Linked DNA regions of Mus musculus: region 2 is linked to region 1. The links are chromatin loops, found by intact Hi-C in ENCODE. Cell type or tissue: heart. All regions are shown on one strand. Links, peaks and the distances in the headings refer to the core of each region. The heading gives the core; the rest is flanking DNA.

Evidence for each region. Hi-C counts contacts between places; a loop is a spot of excess contacts. Peaks named below come from ENCODE experiments on the same cell type or tissue, not always from the same donor. Only the 100,000 strongest peaks of a DNase experiment are listed, where the experiment ranks them.
Region 2: a loop joins it to region 1, with 3 times the contacts of the local background. A loop is called at or near these places in 6 of 42 quality-filtered maps.

Annotation. Positions count from the first base shown.
Region 1 is chr5:41,840,687-41,849,023 of GRCm38, reverse strand. It overlaps Bod1l (biorientation of chromosomes in cell division 1-like), which reads left to right and starts at 4,709. Exons shown (of 26, transcript NM_001310601.1): 1 at 4,709-5,092. The coding sequence starts at 4,856. In heart, for the core only: a CTCF peak has its summit at 4,607; DNase peaks (open chromatin) are centred at 3,693 and 4,663; H3K4me3 peaks cover 2,933 bases; H3K27ac peaks cover 1,874 bases.
Region 2 is chr5:43,240,007-43,248,343 of GRCm38, reverse strand. Cpeb2 (cytoplasmic polyadenylation element binding protein 2) reads right to left here. Exons shown (of 12, transcript NM_001368806.1): 4 at 3,668-3,758. Among named protein-coding and RNA genes, the nearest start is that of Gm7854, 8.8 kb to the right of the region's middle. In heart, for the core only: no CTCF peak of the experiment used is centred there; no DNase peak of the experiment used is centred there; H3K27ac peaks cover 589 bases.

The DNA.
Region 1 (8,337 bases), core at 59-8,058:
ACAATGAAAAAAAATGAAAATATCTTCAATAAATAGTGCTGAACTAACTGGATGTCTACATGTAGAAGAATTAAAATACTTATCATTCTGTACAAAACTCAAGTCAAAGTGGATAAAGCACCTCAACATAAAACTGGATACACTAAATTTCATAGAAGAGAAAGTTGAAAATGCCCTTGAACATATCGGTACAGGAGACAAGTTCCTGAACAGAACACTAATGACGCAGGCTCTGAGATCAATATTTGAAAAATAGGACCTCATGGAACTGCAAAGCTTTTGTAAGGCAATGGACACTGTCAATAGGACAAATAGTCAGCCCACAGATTGGGAAAGGATCTCGCCAACACTACATCTGATAGAGGGATAATAACCAAAATTTAGAAAGAACTCAAGAAATTAGACACTCAACCCAATTTTAAAAGGGGGTATAGAATTAAGCAGAGAATTCTCAACAGAGGAATCTCAAATGACCGAGAAGCACTTAAAGAAATGTTCAAAGTTCTTAGTCATCAGAGAAATGCAAATCAAAACAGTTCTGAGATTCCATCTTACACCCATCAGAATGGCTAAGATCAAAAACTCAATAGATAGCATATACTGGTGAGGATGTGGAGCAAGGAGAACACTCCTCCATTGCTGGTGGGAATGCAAACTTGTACAACTACTTTGGAAATTAATTTGACATCTTCTCAGAAAGCTGGGAATAGTTTTACCTCAAGACTCAGCTATATCACTCCTGGGCATATACATAAAATATGCTCCAACATCTCACAAAGACACTTAGTCAACTATGTTCATAGCAGTTTTATTCATAATAGTCAGAAACTGGAAACAACCCAGGTGTCCCTCAACTAAAGAATAGATACAGAAAATGTGGTACATCTACACAATGGAATACTATCCAGCTATTAAAATCAAAGACATCATGAGTTTTGCAGGCAAATGGATAGAACTTGAGAATTACCTCATTCTCAGTGAGGTAACCCAGTCCTAAAAGGGCATGTATGGTATATACTCACTTATAAGTGGATATTAACCATAAAACACAGGTACCATGTTACACTCCACAGACCAAAGAAGCTAAACAAAGAGGCCCAAGCAAGAATGCTTGACTCTCACTTAGAAGGGGAAATAAAATAATCATAAGAGGCAGATGGAGGGAGGGACCTGAATGGAAGGGAAGGGGGAGGGGAACACGGAGTTCAGGATCAGGTGTGGGGAAGGACAGGAGAGATGGCCATGAAAATGAATGGAGATCTTCAATTGACAGGAGTGAGGAGGTCAGGGGTTGGGGGTGGGGGGAACATCTCCAGGACAAGACATGGCACCCAAGAATCAATGGTGGTGACCTTTGCTGTGACTCACTACACGGGGGATATGGAACCTGAAGAGGACATTTCCTGTATTGAGACAGGAACTCCAGTGGAGTGATAGAAACACCAAACCCACCCACAAATCTTTCAACCCAAAATTTATTCTGTCTGCAAGTAATGCAGGCACGTAAGAGGGAACCGAAACTTAGGAAATGGTCAACCAATAACTGGCCCAACTTGAGACCCATCTAATGGTCAAGCACCAATCCCTGACACTATTAATGATTCTCTGATATGCTTGCAGACAGGAGTATGTTGTCCTCTGAGAGGCTCCACTCAGCAGCTAACTTAGACAGAGATACCCAGAGCCAAACAGTGGATGAAGCTTGGGCACTCTTACAGAAGAATAGGGGGAAGGATTGCAGGCCGGAAGGGGGTAGGAACTCCACAGGAAGACCAACAGAGCCAACTAACTTGGTCCCTTGGGGCTCTGAGAGTCTGAACCACCAACCAAAGAGCATACACAAGCTGGGTCTAGGCCTCCCCTCTCAGATGTAACAGATGTACAGCTTGACCTTCATGTGGGTCCTGAAGGACTGGAATGGGGGGCTATCCCCAAAGCTGTTGCCTGTACATGGGATATATTCTACTAGCCAGGTTGCCTTGTCTAGCATAAGAGGAAGAAGAAGTGTCTAGCCTCAGAGAGACTTGAAGTGCCAGGGTGGGGGTATACCAGGGGGCCCCATCTGCTCAGGGGAGAAGGTGAAGGGGGTGGAAGAACTGTAGGATAGGGTGACTGGGAGAAGGGCAGTGAGCAGGATGCAAAGTGAATAAGTAAAAAATAAAATAAGCCAGTCCGGAGTACACAAAGTAAACAGGGCCACTGGCAAGAACTACTTAAATAGCTTTCTAAAAATAAAAATTGAACTGTGCCCCCTTCCCTTTTCTTCGGGTAACTGTAATACCCAGCCCTAGAATCTGCCCTCAAACAGAAAGAAAAAGTGCCTTTGAGACAGGCCAACGGTACAGATCGGTGACCTGGATTCTTCTCAGTCTGTCTGGGAAGTTTTTCAAGGCTAGAGCATTGCTCGAGATACATTGTATCTCCTATGTGAGATCAGTATAACTGGAGCTCCAGAATGCAAGCACTCTACTTCTAAGATTTCAGTAAGTCAAGCATCACACAGTTTAGAATATCAATCAGAAATTATCTAATTTATCATCAACTTATACCTGCATATATTTCAGAACTGATTTAGCACCTTTTGTATATTATATGTAAATAATATTTTAAAATTCTTTTTAAAAAGATTTTATATTTAATTTATGTATGTGTATATTTATTGTATGTATATAAGTATGCTGTCTTCACACACACCATAAGAGGGGATCGGATCCCATTACAGATTGTTGTGATCCACATTGTGGTTGTTTGAAATTGATCTCAGGACCTCTGGAAGAGTAGCCAGTCCTCTTAGCCTGGAGCCACAAATTCTTTTTAGCAACAAATACCTTTTATTAATTTTCAAAGTTTAGTCATTGTGCCTAATTAAATTTGTGAAGTTTTTCAGTTTTATGGATGATTCTTAGCTATTTTGGAAACGTTGAATTAATTAGGTATATACTTATATACCAAATAAACATTAAGTCTTTTTATATTATATACACACTTGACAACAGCACTTAGTGTATTGCATTTCACTGTTAGTACACTAGGAAAAACAAGTTATAATCTCATCTTGTTGTGAAAACTTATTTTGAAAAATATTTACAAAAAGAAAATTATACTAGGCAGGTGTGGTGGTACACACCTTTAATCCCCAGCACTCTGGAGACACAGCCAGGTAGATCTAAATATTGAATTCAAGGCCAGTGAAATCTACACGGCTAGACCTTGTCTCAAAAAGGAAAAAAAAAAAAAAAAAAAAAGGAACGAAGAAAGGGAGAAAGGAAGGAATTAAATTATACTTTACACCACTTTAAACTTGACTGCTTTTTTTATGTTTTTTTTTTCTTGTTGTTTGTCTCTTTTTAATTTTTTGTTTTGATTTGTTTTTGAGACAGAATTTCTCTGGCTGTCCTGGAACTCTGTAGACCTGTAGACTGGAGGGGCCTTGAACTCAAGAGATTTGCATGCCTCTGCTTCTGGATTAAAAGCACCACCACTCAGCTTTAAGAACAGATTTTAAAGACAACGCCGTCCCAGGTCAGGCGATTTCCCCCCCGCTGTGCAACTCTGTATGATTTACGTGGTTTCCTGATGTGCAAATTGGAATTAGTAGAATGTCTGAGTGTAACTACTGCTACAATGAAACACCAGGGCCAAAAGCAACTGGGGTGCGGGGTGCGGGCAATTTGGTTTATACTTTCATTATCACTGTTCATTCTCATCAGAGGAAGTCAGGACAGGAACTCAAACAGGGCAGGAACCTGGAGGCAGAAGCCAAGGCAAGGGTCCTGGAGTACTCGAGTAGCTTGCTCCCTCTGGCTTACTCTGCATACTTTCTTACAGAACTCAAGACCACCAGCCTAGGGGTAGCCCCCTCCAATGGACTGGACCCTCCTACATCAATTAATTAGTTAATCCTACATTAATTAAGAAAACATCCCACAGGCTTGCCTAGAGCCAGATCTTAGGGAGGCATTCTTCTTAACTAGGGTGCTCTCCTCATAGATGACTCTAGCTTGTGTCAAGGTGACATAAAACTAGCCCGATCATACAAGGACTCAGTCTTAGGTGTCACCCAAGGACTAAACGCCTTAACGCGTGTACGGGTCATGCCTGAGACACAACTCTATACAGATTTCACTCGCTAGTACCGTCATGTGCAGCAAAACCCTCGTAGCTTACTTAAGAGACAGTAATGGGAGGTTGTAGGTTGGAGCAAGTGAGATAGACACACCAGAAGAATGGGATGGGTGGGTGGAAAAAGAAAGAAAGAAAGAAAGAAAGAAAGAAAGAAAGAAAGAAAGAAAGAAAGAAAGAAAGAAAGAAAGAAAGAAAGAAAGAAAGAAAGAAAGAAAGAAAGAAAGAAAGAAAGAAAGAAAGAAAGAAAGAAAGAAAGAAAGAAAGAAAGAAAGAAAGAAAGAAAGAAAGAAAGTCCACGGCTGCTTCGCACTGCGGCGGGCTTGGGGCAGCCGCAACAGTGAAACTAAACCAACGCTTCACTCCTGCCTCCTCTGAGCTGAAGCTACAGGTGGAGAGCCAGCGGGCGCACGCTCCTACCCGGCTCTCTGTTTCGCTCCCCGGCGGCAGCCGCCACCACAACTTGTTCCCGCCCGTCTCAGCCTCGTGAGGGCGCCCGCGCCTCGAGGCGGCTGGAATTGGCCCGCCGCGGCCCCGGTAGCCAGACTTGAGTTGCTGCTGTCACCGCCTTTTCCTCCTTTCCCTCAGTTCCTTTTCACTTCCGGGGTTGCTCTAGATCCGCTGGTTCCGTAACAACATCCCGTTGGCTTCCCTCAGGCGGCGGGACCTGTGTAGCCGCCTTCCTCGGAGCGCCTGCCCGCCTGGGCTCGCGGGCTCCCCGGTCCGGGACGCCATGGCCACCAACCCGCAGCCGCAGCCACCGCCGCCCGCGCCTCCGCCGCCGCCACCGCAACCACAGCCGCCGCCTCCGCCGCCTGGCCCTGGGGCTGGCCCGGGAGCGAGCGGGCCGGGAAGCGCGGGGGCTGGTGCTGGGGACCCGCAGCTCGTTGCCATGATCGTAAACCACCTCAAGAGCCAGGGGCTCTTCGACCAGTTCCGCAGGGACTGCCTGGCCGATGTGGACACCAAGGTGCGGGGCTAGAGCGGCGGGCGGCGCGGGGAGTGGGGTCCCGTGTGCTCCGAGGGGCGACTTCCCCGAGCCGGACCCTCGGGACTGTCTTGCATACAGGGCTCCTTTTGCAGCTGCTTCGTTTGTTGATTTGTTTGTTTGCTTGTTTGTTTGTTTGTTAGACTTGCGGCGGTGTGCCATGCACTCTGCAAGTCTTGGAATGTTCATTCATTCCCCTGCCCTTGTGTTCCTTTCTCCGGCTAGAAACACTAGCCTGGAATGCCTATTATGTGCCAGGCAATGCTTGGCCTTAGCTAGTATACCACTGTGGTAAGCAAGACCCAAGTCGTTCCTAGGGAGACTGGTTTAGAAGCACTAAGGCAAACGGGACTCGGTTTAGAGTTCATTCTTTTGTTTTTCGAGACAAGGTTTCTCTGTGTAGCCCTGGCTGTCCTGGAACTCTGTAGACCAGGCTGGCCTTGAATTCAAATCCGCCTGCCTCTGCCTCCCAAGTGCTGGGATTAAAGGCGTGTGCCACCACTACCTACTTACTTTTTTCACCTAAATTGGTTTTTTTTTTCTACCAAAAGTTTCTTCGGCTTGTAAATGCAACAAATGTAGCGTTTGCAGATATCGTAAAACGGTAAGGCAACGATTTACAATGTATTTTGCTGGATGTTGAGGGGCGGGTGAACTTGCAAAGGTAGAGAGGCAAAGTTGGGCAGAGAAAAAAAGTGGGTTGGGAGATGGGACTGTCGTTTGATCTTTTGCAATGGCTGCCTGGCTTAGTAGTTTACTAAGATGAGAAGAGGCAGACAGACAGACAGACAGACAGAGAGAAAGAGAGGTATAGCGCATGGAGCCAGCCATTCCGTTGGAAATCTGTGGAGAGGAAATGACAGCAACTTGAAGTGAAAGAAGGAAAGGGGAGGGGGTGTGTGTTAGGTTATATGTTAGGAGACAGAGGACAGAGAGGCAAGGGTCAGCAGAAAGGTTCCCTAACCAAGCAGAAGGGGAGGGCTGCAGGCACCCAGCACCGACGTGGAAGCGAGCTTTAGCAGGGAAACTGTCATCTTGGCAGCAAGCCAAGGTTGCAGGACTAAGTCAGTGAAGTTGGTGAAAAGCTATGAAAGTGTGTCTGGAAGCAGGCGAAGGGAGAGGTGTTGGTTCCTCTTGTGGGGTATTTGTTGCTTTCATTTGGTTTTGTTTGGGGGTTTGTGTATCTGTTTACTTTTGCTTCAGTGTGGGTTGGTCTGTTGGATTGGAGTTGTGATGATGTAAGGTTTTTTTCAGACTGGCAGATCTGAATGAAGAACCTTTAAAAGAGGGGTGCTTGCAGCATCTGCATATCCTTGAGCTTTGAGGTCACCAGCACACAGCTCTGTCATCTCCTCTGTAATAAGTCCTCCGAACAACCTGAGGATATCTTCTCCAAGGACTCTGGTCCTGGGCCCGTTCCCGTAGCCTTTCCAAAATGTTGTAGGTTTTATTCACAGGGACTTCAATTAATTGAATGTGTATAGGTAGTATAATCTTCCCTTGCTTAGGGACTATCACGGCCATATTATAAAGTCCTTGCTGTTGCCTTTTGAAAAGTATTTTAATAGGAAAATATTAGGCATGGTCAGGTAAATGTTTCCCCATATAAAGCTAGTTGTTTGCAAGCAACAGGTGGGTATTACACTTTGATGTTCTTAGAAATCTGTGTGTTTGTTTTGTCACTGTGTATATTGTGTATAATAAATTTAATGTTTTAATATTTTGATGACAGGTGCAGTTTTTACAATTCAACCTGTTATTTATCTCATCTCCATTAAATATTACCATTGTCTGTGGTATCCCTGCCCAAACTTCTAAAAGTAGATTATTAAAATGTTCCTTGGGTGAAAGAAGAAAAATTGGTATGGCAGTGTAAGGAAAGCTAGGCCTTTCTCGTCAAAAGTGCTGTTTTCAATAGTTGACAGTAGTTGACTGGAGGTACTTTCATGTGGTTCAACCTTGTGCTATGTATAGAGAGGGACCACAGAATGTTCTTCTGTAGATAAAAAGCTTACGCTAGATAAGAGTGGAACAGAGAAGACACTCTCTTCCCAGAGAGCAGCACAGCGGGGCATAGTTGCTGAATCTCCTCGATAATCATTCCTTCTCTCTTCCCCTCCGTACCACTGTTTCTACCCCCCCCCCCCCATCTTCCTCACCCTTAGATAACAGATGTGTTGGTTTTAACTTAAAATATTTATAATTAAATCACATTTCTATTTTTCCTAATATGTAAAATGCAAAAGAATACTACTTAGGAATGTAGCATTTATAACAACACAATGAGTAGGCCAAAATAGAGGTACTATTCCCTACTCATATAAAGGACTGTCACTTTAATGGAACTCTTGAGTCTCATCTGCCACTTGTAGGAAGTATGGTATTCTTCACAACTGAACATGAAAGACTGGCCTGCTTTCCACCTGAAAGTCTTCCCTGTGGTATATAGGCTATGAACAGTCGGTGGATTGTGTCAGGCACATACATGTGTAACAGTAGCAGGTGCTGTCTTAGACAGTCTTCCATTCCGTGTGTCCACACCAGGGTGAGAGGTACCAGTGTCTACTTCCACTCCTGGAGCCAACAAACATAACTCTCCTGGTAGGCCTCCAGTGGTCCTGAAGCAAGAGTGTTTCTATGGCAGATTGACTATCATTCTTGAAAGAGCTGTAGCCTTGGACAGCTCCAACATCTAGCTACTCCACTAAGGCTGCTCTTTCTAGACAACTAGTCATCAGGTGTCTGACTCAAGCTGTGTGGCTTGAAAGCCATCCTGGCCCCTTTTTATTGACTATCCACAGGAGAATGAAGAGGGACAATTGAGAGGCCCAGCATTGTGTCCTAGACAAGAATCTGATGGACCAAGAAAATTCAGCCTCAATTTTGATGACTGGTGAAGGTAGTTTTGGATACTTTCACAATTATGAATGGCTTCTGGTCAGTTAGTTCATGGATCAAATAGTATTCATTGTTCAAATCTTACATACCAGACATTTTAGAAGCTGGAAATACAACGGTAAACTAGAGTTCTGCTGCTTCACAGTTCATCCTAGCAGAGGAAAAAGAAAGTAAGTAGTGTATAATCAGCTCTGATTATACAAAAGAATAAAGCAAGAAGAACATGAGCAGGCCTACTGTTTTGTTCTGGATAAGGTTTCAATTAAGATAATATTTGAGCTATCCTTGAAGGAATTGAAAAAAATGGATGCCTTCCAACCCTAGAGCAG
Region 2 (8,337 bases), core at 193-8,192, 1.4 Mb before region 1:
CTCACACAAACATAAAAAGATCACAGACTATTTTAAGTATTTACTTAATATAAAATGGTAAAATGATGAAACTACTTGGCAAGCGTGATTTTCTTTAAGCACTTAAAATTCCACACTTATTCTTCCTTTGGAAAGAAAGCAGTTTGCCTAGCATTGGGACCGTCATTAGAAATAGTGTGTCAGCAGAGAGATCACACTGCACATAAATAAAGCAGTTGGGTCAGAAGCATTCAGGCCGAGCAAAGCACATCACAGTGTGTTAGTGTTTCTGATTCCCCAGCAAAGGACAGCACATGTCTGACAACACTGAATGAGCCAACAGTGTCATGTGGCCCTCAACAACAAGCTGAGAGCAGTCTTTCAGTTCTCCAAAAGTTAAAATCTCATATATGCCTCTCCATGAAATAACACTTTCTCCCAACAATTCTTCATTGCTCTACTCCAGCTTTGTATCAGAATTGCCTTTATTCCACACATAAGTTAGGGATAACTTTCCACATACCCTCTCTCTACACATCTTACTCCTCCTCCATGGTATTTCCAACTCCTCTATATATTTATAGTTTGGTATATGGTCTCTATCTTTCCCCAGAAGGCTATACTTTGCACATGGATAGAGAACTTGGCTTTCTTCACAGTATACATCCTCACAGTGCAGTCGGCAAAGGATAAAGTTGTCACAGTCAGTGCCATCTCTGGCTGCCACCATTTACTATCTGTATATCTCCAACAAGATGAGAGAGCTTTCCTATCGCTATACTAGACCATAAAAACCTCCTTCTTAACTTTTGAAATGGGTGCTGGAAAAGGGAAGGAGCTAGAGCAAAGGATTTTCGATGACAGTGAGCTGAGAGGTTGTTTCTGTGAGTGAAGTCCCTTACATCTTAGTGAGATCAGTACTTTTCACATTCTATTCACCGTCTCAACTACTTGCTCTCTGCTCATAACCACTTTGAATAGCTTATGTTTTCCTTTAAACTTATGAATGGAAGTAAATGAGAAATTATAGATTTGCCTTTGACTCCTCAAGAATACAGTGTCCACAAAGGTTCCCACCAGTGCTTGCCTCTTCCTAATTACAGATCCTGAGCCATATCTGGTCAGTTGTTAGGATACCATGCAAATGATGGTGTGAGACATCTGAGGCTAGGCTCTAGGACACAGACATTCACACGGATCTGTGCACTCACTCTGGGCAGCAAGGGGCCGGGGACAGGACGAGGTAGCACTAGCAGCCGTGCTGTGATAAGGATAAAGCAGGCCTGTGGAGAGGTCTACATGGCAAGGAGCTGAGGTTCCGTTTTCTCCAGTAGCTTTACACTAAATTTCTAATCACACAGAAAGGACTCCTTCAGACTAACCGAGGGGTCACACTGTAGGATCAACAAACCTCTTGGCTGCTACCTCATAAGACCCTTAGCCAGAAATAAGTTGTTTCCCAATTCTAACCTTTAGAGATTATGTAAGAAGGGTGATTATTGTTAATGTTTTAAGTTAATTCTGAGTTGTTCTGCAGCACTAGACAAGTAATACAATCTCTTATTACAATAGAAAGAGAACAAGGAGCTCATTTTGAAATTTGCACTCTCCGAATCCTGTCTATTGGTAGATCTCTTGAGGAAGACTAAGCAAATACTGGTTTCAGGAGACATTTTATGAGAAACACAAATGCAGTCTGTGTCCTAAGCAGCGGAAATGATTTTCCGAGATAAAAAGACAAGAGAAGACTGGGCGCTGCCCTGAACATGAGGGAGGGAAAGATGGGGAAACAATAATCACATCAGGTACCCCAGCTGCTTACTTTGTTTGCCATAGCTCTGCTTAGACAGACTGTGTAGAGGTCCAGCATCGCCGCCCCCATATAAAGGCAGTGGTCCCAAAGTGTGGAGAAAGAAAATGCATGCTAAGCAGGAACCAGTGGCATGAGCCAGCAGGCGGAGGAGGAAGACATCAAGCAGGAGCGTTCAGCTAACGGTGTTGATAGCTACACAGCGGCAGCATAGGCAGCCTTATGTCTTTATACTATGCGGAGATGTTTTCCCAAAGCTTCTTTTCCCTTTCTTGACATAATACATATGAAAAATAAATTATCCCAGTTAGAAACAGAAACTGGCTAACATGGTGATCCCTAAAACTTGCAGGACTTCAATCCTCTCTCTTTTTCAGAGCCTAAGATGCCTTTCCTAACAAATTGAATGAATTCCTTTTAATTTTGAAGTCATTGCTCTCAGCACATGCTGCTGCTGCAGCATTTCCCTCCTGGCCCTCTCTAGATGCCCTTCTACTTTGTAGGATGCCTAGGCTAAAGAAACATGATAATGAGTAGTGTGGCGGTGGGCATTTTCTCTAGCATCTTCCAGAAGCCTTGCTAAGAAAGATCAGGGGAAATAAGTAAGGAAAAGCTTTTCCTCATCTATGGTAACAGTGAACTATCTTGACTTTGTGCTAGGAGTTTTTCTTTCTAAAGAAAACGGAATTTTAATAAAGTTCTTAGTTGTAAGCTGTTAACAATTGTATTCTTTCTTGTATGCCTGCGTTTACTTTGAGACAGTCTTGCTACCTAGCTCAGGCTGGCAGTGAACTGGTGATCTTCCAGCCTCAGTCTCCTGAGTCATGTGCCACCACGCCCAGTGTAAACTCTATTCTGAAATGGAAGACCCGAGGTAAGCAATACTCATTTTGAAAAAGAACAAGACCTCATACAGAGAGCCTAAAAATATATGAGGCAAAGATCAACAACAAAACCCATAAGAAAACAATGAAAAAATCCAAAGCATAACCTTATTAATTTGAGGAACTGTCACTAGTGTATACCAACAATAGCACAGTCCTTAAAATGACAGGATTAGGAAGACAAAAGGACTCAAGTAAGATTCTTAGACATCCCATTGCTGTTATCAACTTACTTGGCAACAAAAAGTTGTTCGTGGGGCAAACATTTCTAAGAAAATTACCTTTCTAGATTAAAACTTCAGATTTAAAAAAAAAATTCATGATTCTGAGCCAAGGAGGAGTTCTGAACTAGACACAACAGTTAGTATACTAGTAAATTCACAATACACTACTCTGCTGGCTACTTACTGATTTGTCACCTTGACACAAGCTAGACTCATGTGACAATAGGGAATCAATTGAGAAAATGCCTCCATAAATTTGCTGATTGATCGATTGATGGATTGATGGATTGGGTGGACCCAGCCCATTATTGATGGTGTCATCCTTGGGCAGGAGGTGCTGGATTGTATAAGAAAGCAAGCTGAGCAAGCCATGAGAAGCAAGCAAGCAAGCAGTGCTATCCCAAGGTCTCTGCTTCTGATCCAGCCGCCCAGGTTCTTGTCCTGAGTTCCTGTCTTGACTCCCCTTGTGATGTACTAAAGTTCTAAGATAAATGCTTTCCTCCCCAACTTGTTTTGACTATGATATTTTATCATAGCAATAGAAACTTTAGCTAAAACGTAGACAACTAATACCTCTCTTTCCTCAAGGTGATTCAATTACAAGATTTTTACCACTATAAAACAGACAAGTGACAGAAAAATTACACGCATGAAGTAAGAATGTTAATGAAATTTCTTCATTTATCAGTTAGTTTATATATAAGTGCTAATTTTCCATAAGCAGTCAAACCAATATGTATATGAAATCGAAGCTATAAAATGCTACCTACCCTTGAGAGGATCGTGCTCTGCTCTCATGATATCAATAAGGGAATTTTCCAGAGAGTGCATATTCAAGCTATCATACATTCTACTTCGATCCTGGAAGACAGAAAAAGAAAAGATATAAGATCTATGTAATCTTAAAGAAAGTTAAAAATATTATATAATATAATCTTTCTCACATAAAATGGAACAATTTATTAATACATTATCATTTAACTTGTATCCCAAGAAAATACTGATACTTAAAACACATTCACCTCTAAAATATATAAAAATTAATGTAATTTCATTGGCAGTATTAACTGAATGCAGTGAAATAATCTCTGATCATTTTTATAAATATTATGCACAAAAACACATTTTCAGTTGCTTCACATTTTTCTCATGTTTAGGAAGGCAGATAAAAGCACTTGGAAAATAATTATCTTGGAGAAGAATTTAACAATTGCACCACACTTTAAACATCTATCAGATACTTAGAAGTGACTTAGTCATCTAAATTGTAAAACAATGAATGCATAAACATCCTATACACTGAACTCTGTAAGACACTAGTATCAGAAAAAAGGATGAATGTCTAGTGTGTTTACACTCAACTCTCACTCACCAAAGTGCTTCCACAGTTTACAATTTTCCCTCTCCCAGCTCCACTGCAGAAGGCAGGCAGGCAAAAGGAGGGAGAGGAAAGGTGCTCACATTCCCATATCCCCAACTGAGAACTGCCTTCTGTACTGTCAGTAGCCTTGTTTGCTCAAAGCACAATCCCTTGCTTGCTTGAAAGCTCTGGTGCCTATATATGTAAGTATATATATATATATATATATATATATATATATATATATATATATACACATACTCAATGAATATGGAATGAAATATATGGGAAACTAGCTAAACATGCTAAGGCCCATATCCTCCAAAGAGTCTGGAAGTCTTTTCCCAAAATATGTCAATGCCACCACCAACTGTATGCTATATACACAAATGCACAAATTCATGCACACATGGGGGAGGCAGGATAGATCATCCCAAACTCTCAAAATTGATACAGCACTGATTAACCTGGATCCACATTTCAAGTGACACTATAAGTCTCTAGGATTTTATGTACCCATAGGTAATTTACACATATTATTTTCTTAAAAAAAAAAAGGTTTATAGCTTTCATCATTTTCCATTGGGACCAACAAACATTCAGATCTAGGTCTTTAGAGAGCTAAAGAGAAACATAGGTTTGTTTATGTATTCCCCTTTGATGTTTAACTAGGGTTGTATGCTTTTTAAAGCTAGGGAGCCAGAAGCAGCACAGCAGACTAAACAAGGTGCTCTCAAGGAATTAGGAAGGGTGAGGAGTAACACTGAATGATGCAAAGACGCTAGAGAGGAGGCTCATGTTCTAACTTTATCACCAAGCACCACCCAATGAGTGAGCTTTAACTGAAAGATCCTCAACATACAACATACCCATCTACAACACTCTTCACTAGAACAAGTGAACTTGGTAAGGGGGGGGGCGGGGCAAAACAAAGAGAATAATGAAATATAGCAGTGCTATCCAGAACTGAACATGTGTCAGAACTCGATGAAAGGCAGGTTAGTACACACTGGTGCACCTTTCCTGGGTCTTATTCAGCAGTTCTTAGGTAACAGTGAAGCTACTGGCCAGACATTATAAACAGCATTAAGCTTTATGATCCTCTACACCACAGAACCTCTTTATACTCTGTCTCCATCTTCTAGAAAATGACCATGTCAGAGTAAATGGTGCCTATAGGCCACTTAAAATTGTAGAAAAAAAGCAAAAGTACTATAACAATAAATGACATAAAGTGGAAGAAAGAAGAAGAAGATGGCCTTTGTGCAAACAAGACCAACACAGTTACTACTGTCTTCATTCCCACTGACTCTGTTTCTACCCTACAGTGTGTGCAAGGAATGTGTTTGTGTTTCCGGATCCTACCACTAAACTTCGAAAGTAATTAAAGCTGGGTTCCTTCTAATCACACATCTAGCTCTCAAATGTCTGTTAAGTACTTCTTTATCTCTGCCATAAAATCTCTATAAAATATGTAAGTTGAGCTGTTTGAGTGGAAAGACTACTATTAAAATGGTAATTATAAAGGACTAAATCCAACCCTCTCCTGAACCTGCTAAGTGATTAAACTGGGGCAAGTATCAAATACCAAAACAGCTTTGCTAGCAAATGAATTTCTAGCTACTGAATGGATCCATGTTATAGTTGAGAACTATTCTTTTCAAGAGACAGTTTAAAACAAATCACATTTAATGATGAACATTCGGCTATAAAACAAAGATGTGCCCTTCTAAGATAAGGATACTAAGTAAAAGATTTACTCAACTAAATTGTCACCAGTTTAAAACTATAAGGAAGACGAGGCAATTCAGCAATAAAAGATGCACACAGCAATCCTGACAGACTAACAAATACAGAAAGTCGTGGCAATGCATCTTATAGTTATCACTGCATGGCTATTTGAAAGTCACTAAGACGTTTCAGAACATTAGACTCTGGGGACAAATCCATAAAGCATCTTTTCTACAGTACAAAAACAACCTGGTAATAAATTAAGTGGCGTTTTACAGAAATAAGGCAATAGAGCCCCATAGTAAGAAGATAAAAATAGAATAACTGAAAAACCTATCGTTGCTTCTTAAAGTCTATTGTTTATGCTACTATCTTTCTTTACCCATACACTAGCCACAAGCTTGTATGGGGAAAAAGGCAGGCATATTATATTTTAACTTTAAAGTTAAGGCAGTAAACACCCTGGGAAAGCACCCACTGCTCAAACACAGTTGGGAAAAAGCATTCTTCTTCTCTGTTGGCCATGTGTGAGTTTAAAGCTCTCTGTTTTCTGAAGTTCAGGGTCCCTGCAGTAAGGCCACTGTGTCATGACACGCTGGCCTTACTCTCCTATCACACACTGATTCTCAGGAGAGCTCACAAAAGAGTCAAGTGACATATTTTCCTAAAACAAGATCTTCAAATTGTGATTTATTTTACATTATATCATTTTGGATGTTTGATTTGTAAAAAATATTTCCAATTAATTCAAGGTAATATCCAGGATGTACAGTAAATATCCAGCACTGAAAACGGCCCAGCAGGCTGCAGACCAATATATATTGATAGGTTTCTCAGGATGTACTGCAGAAGTGACACATATCAAAAGTGAACAATAAATAACCTTAGTTAAAAGGAAATTGACTCTGATTTAAAACATTTAAAACATTTTACGTATTTACAAATGAACATACTTTCTAAAAAAAATCTCAGTGAAAATTCTATTTTGAGGAAATTAATAAGTTACAGTTTTAAGCATGATTTCTTACTAAATGGTAAAAGCATTCTCAAATTTATGGATTTTGGGCACATCTACTATAGTTTCAGTTCTCAGGAGATAGAGGCAGGGACACCTCAAAGTTAAGACCAGCTTGAGCTATAAAGTAGCAGCTTACTCTCAAAAACAAAGAAGAAAGCTTAGCTTGAGAGAAGTCAGTAGAGAGATCTACTAAGGGGACCGGGCAGGTAGCTCAGTTGGTTAGGTGCTTGCCTCACAAGCATGAGGTACAACCCCCAAACCCATGCAAAATCTGTCATGGTGGAGAGTTCTTATGATCCCCAAGCTGGGAGGTAGAGGAAGGAGGGTGCCTGGGACTCACTGGCCAGTCATCCTTGCCTAATTGGTCACCAATTCCAAGGGATGACACCTCTTCATCCTCATGTGCATATGTGCACACACCTTACACACATGCATAACTCATGTGCATATGTGCACACACCTTACACACATGCATACACTCATGTGCATATGTGCACACACCTTACACACATGCATACATACACACACTAAAAAAAAAACTGACAATAATTTTTAAAGTCAGTAGTGGACATAATTTACATGTGCTTTAAAAATATTTTAAATTTGAAGTTTTCCCATAAAAATATTAAAAACAAAAACATCAATCCATAAAATTTTACTTGAAACAAATGACATAAATTAACCTTTGAAAATATTTCTTCCATTCAATTACATGTTCAAATCTTGTTGTAGGTCATGGCTGAAGCATCCTTAATTAAGATATTAGGTCTGTAATTTATTTTAGTGTAGACCTGATTCATTTCAGACTAAAGGAAATAAGTTACATTGTTTAAAATAATGTACTTGTTAATAAAAAGTGTATGATCACAAAAATAAAAACTAGCTCTGATATTAACATAATTGATCATTCTAAATATTTTAATCTTTCTGAATACTGAGGAGTTACTTCACATTTATTTTGAGCTACCAGTGTCAGTTTACCTAGCCTCTGTTGTGTTTTCTAGAACTCCAAACACTACACGCTTTTATGGAAAGATAGAAACAGAAAAGAAGTATAATGACTGACTACTTAAAGAAGGCAATAAGGTTATATATATATTTGCATTGTCTGAATTCAAGGCTTTAGTCTCCCAAGCCTGTTATATATTTTGAAAAAGCAATACAGTCAGTGTTAGGAGAACTGGGAGACCAGGGAAAAAAAGAAAAGGCCAAACAGATCAGAGGCTGTGTAAGAGTTGGCCTACAAAGGTTTTGCACGGTATAATTCAAGGTCCTTCTTTATAGACGAGGCTATGACCTAGAGATAAAAGCCATAACCAGTGGTAAAGAAT